2 separate regions of the Homo sapiens genome follow, and region 1 is linked to region 2. The links are chromatin contacts, found by Hi-C in ENCODE. All regions are on one chromosome and are shown on one strand. Each heading gives the region's core, a stretch centred on a gene start or an enhancer-like site at or near the end of the contact. The rest is flanking DNA. Distances are from core to core; before and after follow the strand shown.

What was found. A loop is a pair of places that touch in the nucleus more often than their neighbours do. Pooled maps may share reads with other maps.
Region 1: a pooled map shows a loop between it and region 2 (5-fold over the local background). The contact joins the enhancer-like site here to the promoter of DDX60 in region 2. A Hi-C loop is called at or near these places in 5 of 50 pooled maps.

What each region holds. Positions count from the first base shown.
Region 1 is chr4:169,407,188-169,414,907 of GRCh38, reverse strand. All of the region lies in intron 31 of NEK1 (NIMA related kinase 1), which reads left to right. Among named protein-coding and RNA genes, the nearest start is that of SH3RF1, 140 kb to the right of the region's middle. RefSeq lists an enhancer at 3,797-3,986. Within about 2 kb of position 3,912, at least 3 of the 41 ENCODE cell types and tissues checked have a DNase peak (open chromatin) inside an H3K27ac peak, as active enhancers do.
Region 2 is chr4:168,314,419-168,321,340 of GRCh38, reverse strand. DDX60 (DExD/H-box helicase 60) reads left to right here and starts at 2,589. Exons shown (of 38, transcript NM_017631.6): 1 at 2,589-2,719. RefSeq lists an enhancer at 2,326-2,655.

The sequences.
Region 1 (7,720 bases), core at 2,663-5,162, 1.1 Mb before region 2:
AATTTTTAATCAAAACTAGAACTTCTTCATGAAAACTTTTTTGTTCATTCACCATTTTGTTCATTCACCATTGATTAATGATCAGTTTGTTTTAAACCATATAGCCTTAACTCTAGAATTTTAATGTGGGTACCGTGAAGAATGTTTGTCTAAAATACAGATTCTTACACCTCACAGCTAAAGGTATTTGTTTTAATATATCTGGAGCAGAGGTCAGGAATATGCATTTTTGGCACACACCGTAAGTAATTCTGCTGCTGGTGGTCCACATTCCCCACTTGAGAAATACTGCCACAGATCACAGTTGACCTAATTGCAGCCTGGAAAGTGTTTAAAGTATGTTATATGTCAACCCTCCTTGACCACTAAAAATATTAATAATGCTTCAAAGGAATGTCTAATTTTGAGTGCTGTGCCTTTCTGATGAATTACAATTATGAACACTTTGTCAAATACATTCATAAATATTAAACAAGTTAATTTTCTATATAGGGTTATTGGATAACAACCAATAAAATTTTGGAAAGAGATTACTAATATGAGGTTTACTTCTTGGTGGTAATAAAAAAGAAGTACCAAATTTAAGACCATATTATCAGAGTAATACAGATTATACTGACCTTTCTGTTGTTACTAGTAGGATGTATGACTGTAACTCATTAAAATTTAAGCAAATAGATTCTAGATCAGAAAACAGCCTTGCATTGTTCACAATTATTAATATTTTTTGTCTTGGGAAGTAGCTATGAACTACCATCTAATAAAAGTATACTAATTATTAGTGTAATAGTAGCTGGCTAATAGTATGAATAGTATTCTATATACTGTTCTAGCTGCTTGACATATAGTTACTTCTCACAGTGACCCTATGTGACAAATACTGTTTTTGTTCAGACTGAGTCTCACCCTGTCACCCAGGCTGCAGTGCAGTGGCACAATCTTGGCTCACTGCAACCTCTGCCCTCTGGGTTCAGGTGATTCTTCTGCCTCAGCCTCCCAAGCAGCTGGGATTACAGGCACCCACCACCATGCCCAGCTAATTTTTGTATTTTTAGTGGAGACGGAGTTTCACCGTGTAGCCCAGGCTCATCTTGAACTCCTGACCTCAAGCGATCTGCCCACCTCGGCTTCCCAAAGTTCTAGGATTACAGGCGTGAGCCATCGCACCTGGCCATTAATACTGTTGTCTCCATTTTACGGATGAGGAAATTACAATGCAGAGAGGTGAAGTACATGGTGGATCAGTATAGATTTTGAAGGACGTATTAGTGACATGAGGTGACTGATCTAGTTTCTCACACAGAGACAAAGACTGATTAAAGGTCATTTAAATTTGTACTTTATCACTTATTTATTCATAAAATAACTGTTGCCTGTGGTGAAGTACTTCCTGCATTGCCATCTTATATGAAAACTTGCCTGGAAAACTTTGGAATTTGTTGTAGAGGAATGTGGCATAAAATTTAGGTGTATTTGGGAGGCCGAGGCAGGAGGATCACTTGAACCCAGGAGTTTGAGAGCAGCCTGAGCAACATAGTTAGCCCCCACCTCTACAAAAACATTTTAAAATTAGCCAAGCATGGTGGCACACACCCACCTCTAGTCCCAGCTGCTTCGGAGGCAGAGATGGGAGGATCGCTTGAGCCCAGGAAGTCAAGGCTGCAGTAAGCCGTGTTCATGCCGTCACGCTCCAGCCTGGATGACAGAGCGTGACCCTGTCTCAAAAAAAAAAAAAATTAGCTGTACTATTTAAATATTAATAACTATAGTTTGAAGGAGTAAAGAGTTGCTTTAAAAAAAAAGTGACATAAACTAAATTAACACCACACACCTATGATGTTAAGTGAACAGAAGGTAGAGTTTATAGCCCACAAATCAGAACAGTCTGAAAAGTTTGGGTCCTTATATTTGTTCATTAAGTGAACTCCATCAAAGAGACATTCAATCTCAATCTCCCTTGCCTCTCTCCTTGCCTCCCTCTTTCCCTCTCTTTCTTCCTCTCTCTTCCTCCCTCCCTCCCCCCACCACCCCTCTCAGTCTTATTCCAGCAGAGACCTATGGCTCCTGAAACGTAGATAAGCCTTTCTCCTTTCTGTTGCCACAACTGTTCTCTAGTCTTGTGGTGATAACTTTTCTATGTTCAGAATTCCCAGAGTCAGGATATTTTTCTTCCCTAAAAGTATCATAAGGCAAAGACTGGATCTATTTTCAATCACCATTATATCCTCAGCATCTAATACATGGTTAATGCCCAATAAATTCTATCAGTGGATAGAATGTATTCATCAGTTAGGGACTTTTTACATGTGGTTGCTTTGTACCTTACCAAATCTAGCTTTGTTTTGATAAAGGTATAGGCAGGCCAAAGAAGTCCAATAGTAGAAGATAATGGTGAAGCATGGTTTAAAGTTCATTCTCTACCATAAAGCTTTCCTTTTCTTTGTCCTGTTAGGGAGAATTCATCAGTGATGGGTTTTGATTAAAAGCCTTTTACAAGGAGGCTTTTAAAAGTAGAAATCAGTCTAGGGAAACACTGTTCCACCTTCAGAAGAAACAAAGGTAGGACAGGTGATAAGCAGTTTAAAGCCAGTGATACAGTCTTGTATTCTTCTCTAAAGAACAACTGTTTCTTTAAAAGTACAAACTGGTTAAGCCTGTTTGGTTGTCCTCACAAGTGGATACAGGATGAATTTGTGGAGTTGCCCACAAATTCTCACTCTGAGTCAAGCTATTGTAAGGCAGATTCATTTAGTCAACAAATATTTATTAAATATCTGCTATGTGCCAGGTACCACTCTAAATGCTAGAGTTAACAGTAGTGAGGAAAACAGACAAAAATCCTCTGCTCATGGAGCCATTCTAATTGGAGAATATAAATGATAAAATACATGATCATAAATAATTGGAAAAATTGAAGCAAGGCTAGTGAAGAAAGTTTGTGTACATGAGCCCCATTTCTCCTCCTTATCTGGAGCCTGCTAGTCAGGTATGAAGGTATTCCTCAGAGGTTACTCCTGGCTGGGATACATGCCTTCATAATGCAGTGAATGGTCTGTAGGCCAACATAGGTTTGTAAAGATTCAAATCAAAACTTTGCATTTGTTGTGATTTTATAAAGGGAAATTATCAATATATTTTTCCAATGGAATTTTTAAAAATAGTAACATTTTCAAGATTTGATTAATTTATAATCCCATGAAATCTGAAGTAGGTTGAGATAGAGAATTACCTGCTAACTCCACTTCATTTGCAGCCAGTTAAAATGACATAAAAGTCAGTCATGGCGGTGTGCAGTGACTCACGCCTGTAATCTCAGCACTGTGGGAGGCCGAGGCAGGTGGAACACCTGAGGTCAGGAGTTTGAGACCAGCCTGGCCAACATGGTGAAACCCCATCTCTACTAAAAATACAAAATTAGCCAGGTGTGGCGGCACATGCCTGTAATCCCAGCTACTCTGGAGGCTGAGGCCCGAAAGTCGCTTGAACCCAGGAGGCAGAGGCTGCAGTGAGCCGAGATTGCATCATTGCACTCCAGCCTGGGCAGCAAGAGCGAGACACCATCTCAAAAATAAAATATAAGTCAGTCAGTCATGACCACTGAGACTAAAAAAAAAAAAAAAATAGAGTCAGATAAAGATCATAATATCAGTTTTATTTTTGATAAAGCTCTACTGGAAAATGTGGCCTTAGGTTTGGCTTAAAATCATGCCTCTCAATATTTTCCTCCTGTGACTAGTCCTTGGAATCTGAAGAACAAACTTTCTTAACCCACAATAAGAGCTTTATATCCATCAAGCTCCAGTAGCAGGAAGACTGAGAGTGAGACCTATCTTGTCCCTAGAAAGCAGGCGTAGGCCTGAGCTATTTGTGCTCACCACAAGGCAACAGAAGGGAAACAGGATACGCACGCACACACTCTGTGGCAGGCAGATCTGAGAAAGAGAACAGGAAGGACACACACTTTACTGTCAGTGCCCTCTTGCAAATTTGCCTTCAGTCAGCTCGTGTTTCTTCACTTTAGGGGATAGTGAATAAGGGATGGAGAGAGACCAGATGTGTTCTGTGGATAGGGAGTGGGACAAAAAAATGATCTGCTTTATGAAAACTTGAGAATTTCTTGTTAAAGCAAATGCAAAGTGGCAAAAAATGATGAATGTATAATTCACATAAATAGCACATGTACCTTAGATGTCTTTTGATTTGTTAAAGTATTCCATTATTAGATAATGTCCGTAATTTTTGTCTTTGGGAAGTGTTCCTAAGTTTTAAATTAATGTTTTAAATCCATTTTGAGCCTGATGTATCGGTTGAAGTAAGCAGATATTCACAGTGGTTATTCTTAGAGAGCAGCAGCAGCATTTAATTGCAGTAAACAGAGGCTAAAAGAATGTGTCCATCATAAGACATTTGGTAGTGTAACTAGAATACTACTACTTCCTGATTTTATATGAAAAATACTGGAGCTCAAAGAGTGTATTAGAATTACTATGAGTAGAATTTTTTAGTTGAAGTTCTGTTAATGCAAGTAATACTGAATTCATTCACTATGTTATATGTTTCTCTACATCTTTGAAAAAAAATAGAACTAACCAGCAATAAAAACTGAAGGAAACATTTTAAGGTTTCCTAAAATTTGGTACTCCTGTTTGAACTTATAATGGTACCAAATGCTAGATGTGTAAATTATCATGTAACAATCTTGAAAAAAAAAATACTGTACATGAAGATCTCAGCCAGTGTGTTATAGATGAGCTGTTATTTTCAGAAAGAGTTCTTTTTGTGGATATTAAAACTATAGAATATTGTTTAAACAACATAGAAATAGTAGAATCAGAATTATAGAACTGAAAGTGTTCTTTTATAAAATTCTCTTGACCAAAGATGAATAACCTGTTTCAAACTTACCAGTCTACTATTCAGAATCTACCAGGAACTCAAACAAATAAGAAAAAAACAATCCCATCAAAAAGTGAGCAAAGGGCATTAATAGACATTTCTGAAAAGAATATAAACAAGAAACATATGAAAAACTGCTCAACATCACTAATCATCAGGGAAATGCATATTAAAGCCACAATGAGATACCACCTTACACCTGCAAGAACGGCCGTAATTTTTTCTTTTCTTTTCTTTATTTTTTGAGACAAAGTCTCGCTCTGTCGCCCAGGCTGGAGTGCAGTGGTGTGATCTCGGCTCACTACAACCTCCGCCTCCTAGGTTTAAGCAATTCTCCTGCCTCAGCCTCCCAAGTAGCTGGGATTACAGGCGCATGCCACCACACTGGCAGATTTTTGTGTTTTTAATAGAGACAGAGTTTCACCATGTTAGCCAGGGTAGTCTCAAACTCCTGACCTCAAGTGATCCATCTGCCTCGGCCTCCCAAAGTGCTGGGATTGCAGGTGTGAGTGAGCCACTGCACCCGGCCAAGAATGGCCATAATTAAGAAGTCCAAAAACAGGTAAGTGGCCGGGCGCGGTGGCTCACGCCTGTAATCCCAGCACTTTGGGAGGCCAAGACGGGCAGATCATGAGGTCAGGAGATCGAGACCATCCTGGCTAACATGGTGAAACCCCGTCTCTACTAAAAATACAAAAAATTAGCTGGGCGTGGTGTAGGGCGCCTGTAGTCCCAGCTACTCAGGAGGCTGAGGCAAGAGAATGGCGTGAACCCGGGAGGCGGAGCTTGCAGTGAGCCGAGATCGCGCCACTGCACTCCAGCCTGGGGACAGAGCAAGACTCTGTCTCAAAAAAAAGAAAAACAATAAGTAAAACAATAGATGTTGGCTTGGATGTGGTGAAAAGGGAACACTTTTACACTGCTAGTGGGAATGTAAATTAGTACAACCACTATGGAACACAGTATGGAGTTTCCTTAAAGAGCTAAAGGTAGAACTACCATTCGATCCAGCAATCCCACCACTGGGTATCTACCCAAAGGAAAAGAAGTCATTATATGAAAAAGACACACACACACCCATGTTTATAGCAGCACAATTTGCAATTGCAAAGATATGGAAACGACCTAACTGCCCATCAACCAACGAGTGAATAAAGAAAACGTGGAATATACGTACCTTGGAAGACTACTCAGCCATAAAAAGGAATGAAATAATGTCTTTTGCAGCAACTTGGATGGAGCTGGAGGCCATTATTCTAAGTGAAGTAACTCAGAAATAGAAAACCAAATAGCGTATGTTCTCATTGATAAGTGGGAGCTAAGCTGTGAAGACCCAAAGGCATAAGAGTGATGTAATGGACTTCGGCGACTCAAGGGGGGAAGGGTGAGAGGTAGATGAGGGATAAAAGACTGCACGTTGGGTACAGTGTACACTGCTCGGGTGTTGCGTGCACCAATATCAGAAATCACCACTGAAGAACGTATCCATGTAACCAAAAATCACCTTTACCTCAAAAACTATTGAAATAAAAAAAATCATTTGTATTGTTTAAAATATGAAAAGGAAAAATGAGAATAAATAAATCTATAGGGAAAAAAGCCTCCAAAGCCATGGGGGAGTAGGTGGGGGGACTTACTAGTCTATCAAGGAGTACTGTGAACATGAAGGGCTTATCCAGTTGATAGCTGTCAGATTAGTGGGTTGGTATAAACCTGTTCCAGGAGGTAAGTTGTCAAATTACATGACCACTTGAAATTTATTTTGGTTAACAAAAGGAGTAAACTAGAATTGAGTTTATTTTACCAGGGCCAGAATTTATCTCAGCCTAAAAAATATTGCATTATTTTATGTAGTAACCCCAAATTTAATTATATAATGCATATGTGCTGTTTATTGATTAGCAGGTACCTAAGGAAACCATTTCTGGTACATATTGCTAGTTTATAATATACATGGTCCAAACCATTAAAATAATAAACAAGGAAAGTGTGAATTCTACAGACAGTGGGAAATTCAGCAAAAGAAATACTTCCAGTACCATCACTAAGTGATTTAACAAGCAGTGTACTTTTACCAACTTGTAGTTCATAACGATTTTTCCCTTGAGTGTGAGAACATTTAAATTATGTTCAAATAATGGAAATCTTTTTCATTATTCTCAAAAACAGATTGTACCAATAAAATTGGCCAAGTATATAAGTTTTCATTAATATGCTAAACATTGTGTTTTCCTCACAGGCTCCCATCTGGTGAAGAGTTCTTATCAGTGCCTTAGTAGTCATGTTTCAAATCTCACAGATTCCTTTAGGGTTAACCCAGCTGTGAGAGTTATGTATGTAGTTAGTTGTTTCATAGCCTTGTCTATCTATCACATTCTAATTGTTGAAAGGTTGTTGGACAGAGGCTATTTCTATTATCCCTTATCCAGTACGGATTCACATTTTCAACACCTCAGCTGTGCTTTTTTTCTTTCCTCAACTCAGTTGGCTGAGTTTCTTCTTACTGTTCCTGCAAATTATGCTCAGCATTGACATCAAAGTGCTTGTCCTTCCTGCCTTCTGTTCTAGTGAGAAAGGTTCCACTCACAGTCCCATGGTCAGGGAAGCACTGATAGGCTTCTCTCTGCACTGATTTGAGGCCCCTCATTTCACCAGTATGTGGCTAATCAGCAGTTCCTACAATTGAGTGATACAAGGGGCTGTCAGTTATGTGTGGTGGTGCTTAGCCAAACTTCAGACTAACATGCTGCAGCATTTGGGCAAGACTGTGTGGGGCAAGTTGACCATAGGAAGATGAGAGGAACACTTAGCAGAAACACCGTGA
Region 2 (6,922 bases), core at 1,340-3,839:
TTAATTAAGAGGAGAGTTGAAGTGTTGGCTCATGGAGTTCACCCTGATAGGACAAACATTTGGGAGTCCTCAGAGGTTAAAGTGTAGGGCATAAAGGGAGGGGTCTAAAAGGAAAAATAAAGTACGTGACTATCAAGCTTCAGAACAAAGTCCAGGGTGTGGTCATGGGAGTAGGCTGTTGAAGTGAAAAAGTAAAAAAAAAATAAAAAGTTTCTGTGTGTTTACATACTTTGGGGTGGAAAATTGAAGAGGATGAGTCAAAGTTGTCTTGAACTCTCACCTGATAAATCCGGTCACTGAAAGTCGAAACAACTGTAGAACATCATATATTCTAAAAAACTTTATAATTTAAGCAAAAAAAAATCATTTGTCCACTAGCTGAAACACTTTCAGTTGTAGAATTTGAAGCATTTGATGAAATTATGTAATAGAGAATGTTGTAGATAGGCCATTGGGTTAGACCACATTTTGAATCTTAGTATAATTTATTAGCTGTTTTATCCCTCGAAGCTTTATTTTTCTTATCTACAGAATGACAGAAATCATAGTACACACCTCATGAACTTGCTGTGATCATTGATATGGTATTAGCATATTGCTTAGCACATAGTAGCTGTCTGAATTAATTCTACCTCTTGTTATAACACAATCCATTATTTCTGCTGTTTGCAAATATGTTATTCATTTCCTACAATACAGTTTGCAATATTGTATTAGTTCTCTATGGCTGCTGTAACAAATTACCACAAATTTAGTGGCTTAATACCACACAAGTTTGTTCTCTTACAGTTCTGAGCTCAGAGGTTCAAAATCAGTCTCTCTGGGCTGAAGTCAAGGTGTTATCAGGGCTGATTTCTGGAGGCTCTAGAAAAAAAAAATGTTTCCTTGCCTTTGGTAGTTTCTAGAGACCACCAGACTCCTTGGCCCGTGGTCCCTTCCACTGTCTTCAACGCCATCTGTGTAGTGTCCCCACATTCTGTCACTGACTGTTTCTATCATCACATTGCCCCTCGAACTCCTGTCTCCCTCTTATAAAGGCCCTTCTGATGACCTTGGGCCCACCTGGATAATCCCGGGTAAGGGGTAATCTCCTCTTCTAAAGATTCTTATTTAATCTATTTTGCAAAGTTACTTTTGCTATGAAAGTTACTGTATTCATAGGTTCCAGGAATTAGGATTTTGGCCTCTTTTGGAGGGAGGAGTGCAGGGTATTATTCAGCCTACCCCAGGCAGGTACATCAGAGATCACAGTGAAGGAGACAGGAATATTGGCTGATTTAAGACCAATCATGTGTTAAATTCTAGAGTCTTTTATTTTCTTTCTTAATCTCATCACTAACAAACACGTGAATTTCTAAACAAATGAATAAACAAGTAATTGTCTGATGGATGTGAGAAATGTCCTCCTTCCCCATATCCCCCTCTTTTAACAACTTGACTCTCTAATTTTTCACAAGACAAAGTATCATTCACTACTCTCTCTGTTCTGTGTTCCCTGTGGAGCAGTGCCTGGACCTTGGCTCTTTCCTTTCCTTGTAGACAAAGCAGCCTGTGGCTTCTTATCATGCTGATTACCCAAATTCACTGCTGTCTTTCCTCCACACCCTCTTCTATTTCCAATATATGAATGCATATTTATAGCATTAATGAAATCAAGCATACGAGGGCACTGAAAGGAAAGGAGATGAGTATCGAAACCCACACTGCAAGTATCAACAGGCAAAAATTAAGAGAACATTTCATCAATTTGAGGCACAAATAAATGTGACCATTCTGCATTTTCAATTTATTTTTTAATGTTGATTCTTGGCCCATGAAAGTACCAATTACAGTTTATACAGAACAGTAATCATCAGCTTCTCATAACAGAAACTCAAAGTTCATGTATTGTTACATACTTTCTTTTTTCTTTTTGCATACAAGTAGAAGCAGCAAGATCTCCAATTTCATTGTGGGGTTTCAGATTCCACAGTGTCTTTTACATTTTATCAATTTCTAAATTCTAACTCTTCTTGATTTTATCTTGTTTAGATGTTACAAATTTTTCTGCCTCAATTTACTCTATATTTATGCCCAAATTCCAAAGCCCATTTTTATTGCCTTTGTCTCTCTCTTTTAAGGTTTTTTTTAGTTTCATTTTATTTTTAATTGACGCATAATAATTGTATATATTTTTGGGGTACAATGTGACGTTTCAATACATGTATACATTGTGTGATGATCAAATCAGGATAATTAGCCCATCTATTACCTCAAAACTTTACTATTTCTTTGTGATGAGAATATTCAAAATTCTCTCTTCTAGCTATTTTGAAATATGCATTATTGTTAACTATACACACCCTACTGCAGAATAGAATACCAGAACTGGTTCTTCCTAGCTATTGTAACTTCATACCTTTTAACTAACGTCTCGCCATGCTCCCCTTCTTAAGATTCTGATTGAAGGGAAGGATGCTAAACTTTCCACGAAAGTGCCTCGCCTAATTCGTGCTGAAGGGAAACTGAAACCTAAGTGCTTCTGAGAGGAGAAAGGAAACCGAAACTCCCGCCGGATGCATAAAAGACTGGCTGCGGTGGCTCAGAGCGCCGAGTCCTAGGCCAGGTCTGGGGTAACCTGGAACTTCCACCTGGGCTCTGCGCTAGGTCTCTGTTTCACTCCCTCCCCGCGGGGCGCGCAGCTCGCGGGTCTTTGGACACCACCGGTCCTGAGTCCGCGGTGAGGAGCCGGGGATGTCCCTTGGGAAGAGCCTGGGGCGGAGCTGTCTAGCGGGAGTTCTAGGTCTTCTTCAACGGACCGGACAGGGAGGTGGCCCAGGAGTGCTGGGCTCGGGGCGCGGGAATCTGGGGAACCTCCTGGGATCGCAAGGCCGTGGCGCACGGGCCCCCTGCTGGCCCGGAAGGCCGGGCGTGGGGAGGGGCGGAGGAAAGGGACAACCGCGAAAGGCCTGAAGTCTGAGACAGAGAGGAGTGCTTAGTTAGGCATTTAAGGAGTCCCCGTCAAAGGTGGGAGCTGGGTAATGGAGGTTGAGGAGAAATTAAGGGACATCATATCTAAGCACAGCCAGTAAAACCTGTACATTGACAGCAGCAAGAAGCTTCCACCTTCAATCCCTGCTCCAGACTTGTAGAATCAGAATCTGCGTTTATTAATAAGATTCCCCCAGGTAATTTCTGTGCACCCTTAAATTTCAGTGGCTTAAGACAATAGAAATTTATTTCCTACTCCAGTAACTTAATTTATTCCTGGTCAAGGGGCAGGTATAGTGGCTTAAAACATTACAAGTTTATTATTTTACAATTGCTGTGGATCAGAAGCCCAGGCATGGGTAAAGTGAGTTCTCTGTTCAGCATCTCATCGAGCTGAAATCAAGGTGTCAGAGCTGTGGCCTCATGGGACACCATGGATGCTCATTCAGGTTGTTGGAAGAATTCAGTTTCTTGCAGCTAAAGGACTGAGGTTACCTGCTTTCTTGCTGGCTGTTGGCTGGGGGTTCCCATGTCTTTAGATTTCACCCTGAGATCTTAGCTACAGTGGCCTTCTCACAACAAGGTGGCTTATACCGTTAAAGAAGGTATAGGGTACCTTTAAAGAAGGTATAAGCCTCTTTGGGGGAATCTCCCGAGTCTACTATGATGAAGTCTTACATAATATAACCGAATCATTAAAGAGACTATGCCATTAAATTCACAGGTCCTGTCCACACTCAAGGGGAGAGGGTTATACCGGGTACTGGAAGCCATTTTAACCCACCAGCTCTTCTCCAGGCAGGGTTTCAGGAGCTTGATGCCTTTCATCAAGTAGCTCCACCATTCTGTTCCAATACAGAATCCATGATTTCCTTTCCCTTCCCTTGCCCCCATTTTTTTCCTCTTTACCTCCCCTTTGCGCCTTTCCTCTTCCCTCCTTTTTTCTCTTTTCCATTTCTCTTCCTCCCTTCTTCTTTTCTTCTTCCTTTTTAAGATTGTTTGAATCAGAATATGGTTCTGACACTACTGTGATTGGAGGATAAGCCTTATAAGGTTCTTGCAATTTCTTTCATCCCCTTTTAATTTATTCGTTTGTAAGATTTGTGGTCTTATGATTGTTTGTTTTTGTATGTGTGTGTCCTGTTGGGTGTGTGTTTATGTGTGTGTGTGTGTATGTGTCCTAATCCCTGTGGTGTCATTTAACATATTTTGCTGGCCTCTAAATTTCTTGTAAATTAATCATTACTACTAGCGTTTTGATCAGATTCAGGTTTTCTTTTTTTTCTTCTTCTTCTTTTTTTTTTTTTTTTTTTGAGACGGAGTCTTGCTCTTTTGCCCAGGCTGGAATGCAGTGGCTTGATCTCAGTTCACTGCAACCTCTGCCTCCCAGGTTCAAGCGATTCTTCTACCTCAGCCTCCCAAGTAGCTGGGATTACAGGTGACTGTCACCATGCCCAGCTAATGTTTGCATTTTTAGTAGAGATGGGGTTTCACCATGTTGGCCAGTCTGGTCTCGAACTCCCGACCTCAGGTGATCTGCCCGCCTTGGCCTCCCAAGTTTTGGGTTTCTTTTTTTTTTGGCTGGGAGAACTACAATACTTCACTGATGGTGTGGACACTTGCCTCTATTTTTGTTGTGCTATCGTTTAAAAATACCAAGATCTGTTAATTCATTAGGAGTTGTAAAATGGTGATATTCTAATTCTATCATTCCTTCTGTGTTTATTAGCTGCATTATTTCTAGAAATGAATCACTCTTGTATCTACTCTTTGGTAATGCGATGGTGCAGTACTTAGAAGAAAAGCAGGATAATTTCTTGATTCCATAAACCATTATTTTTTTTCATATATTGTCTTCAGATGCTATTGCTGGACATCCTGCTGTGAAAGATGAAGAATTTAGCATTCATATTTATTTTTCTTTCATTCATCCCTTTGTGAACTGCCAAGTTGGTTAATTATATTATTATTTTCATACTGTCAAGGTTTATCATATTTTACAGCAGTTTGTGACTTTGATTCTTGTGATTTGTTTGTATGTTGAGTCAACAGTAAAAAAGAAGTAAACAGCAGTGACAAAATTATGAGTATGTACACATTACTCAGTGTAGAAGCAATCTAGGAATTGCTAGGCTAAGACATGTAGTTCTATGTTGTTAAAATTACTGTTTGAAATAGACTTTTGTAAATTCGAAGTACCATGGGTTCTCTTGTTTTTCTTTATAGCTTCCTTTAACTTTTCTAAATCACACAAAGTTTCATGGTTTTTTGATTGTCTTCATTCTTGATGGGTTTTCCCCAATTTTCTGTATTATCTCTTTAAATAAAATTATCATTTAAGATATATAGTTGGCATTTTGGAAGACAGCGTGGCCATTCCTCAAGGATCTAGAACCAGAAATACTATTCGACCCAGCAATCCCATTACTGGGTATATACCCAAAGGATTATAAATCATTCTACTGTAAAGACACATGCACATGTATGTTGATTGCAGCACTATTTACAATAGCAAAGACTTGGAACCAACCCAAATACCCATTAATGATAGGCTGGATAAAGAAAATGTGGCACATATACCCCATGGAACACTATGCAGCCATAAAAAAGAATGAGTTCGTGTCCTTTGCAGGGACATGAATAAAGCTGGAAGCCATCATTCTCAGCAAACTAACACAGGAACAGAAAACCAAACACCACATGTTCTCACTCATAAGTGGGAGTGGAACAATGAGAGCACATGGACACAGGGAGGGGAACCTCACACACTGGGGCTTGTCGGAGGGTTGGGGGCAAAGGGAGGGAGAGCATTAGGTCAAATACCTAATGCATGAGGTGCTTAAAACCTGGATGACGGGTTGATAGGTGCAGCAAACCACCATGGCACATGTATATCTATGTAACAAACCTGCATGTTCTGCACATGTATTTCAGAACTTAAAATAAAAAAAGGATATATGGTTGGTGAAATTTATGACTTCTTAGAAGTCTAATTACATCTTTTTGCCTCCTCCATGAATTGAATCACTATTTAGATGCAGAATTCTAAGTTCAAATTATTTTCCCTTTAGAAATCTGAAAGTGCTTTATTTTATCAAAACATCCAGGAATGTTGCTTATTTTAATTAATTCTGTGTGCCAGGTATTATTTTAATCAATTCGTATCCATCAGTTCATACATTTAAGTAGCTTGAAAACACAATCAGAGGTGAGTAATATTATTGTTCCAATTTTATAGATAAGTAAATTGAAACTCAGAGATGGTAAATACCTTGTCTAAGCTTATAGAACTATAGTATATTTCAGAACCAAGATTAAAATGCAAGTAGTCGGCCAACAGTGTTCATTTCTTAAACCAGTTCTCATATGGCCTGACTTCCATTTCTTTGTACCTTTTCTGTCTTTCTCTTTATTCTTGGAGCTCTGCAATTTTAACAAGTTGTGCCTAGGCGTAGTTTTCTCTTTTGTCATTATTTCTACTCAGTAGTTAGAGAAACATTTCAATCTAAACACATTATGTTGTTCTTTAGTTCTAGTCTAATATTAGTATATTAGTTTAAGTATATATCTTTGATTATTTTTATCCCCACTCATTTTGGAATCTTAGTTATCTCCTACTAGAAATATTAGTAGGGGGAGAAAGAGCTTATTGACTTATTCCTGGATATTTTAGTATTTTTAGAATTTTTTCATCTCTTTGTCTTTTACTTTTATCCTTTACAAAATTTCCTGGACTTTAACCCTACAGATCACTGACTAAAAATTCCAGCATGCTCATTTTATTGTTCTGCAATGACTTTCTTCCTTGTAAAATTATGTTTTAAATGTGTACGAATACTTGCATGCTTTCTTTTTCTCTTTCTCTCTCTCTAGCAGCCTGTTACTATTTTATGAGAAATATTTTTAATTCTTTGAAAGCAGTAATTAGAAAATTTTGAAGGTCTTTTCTGTC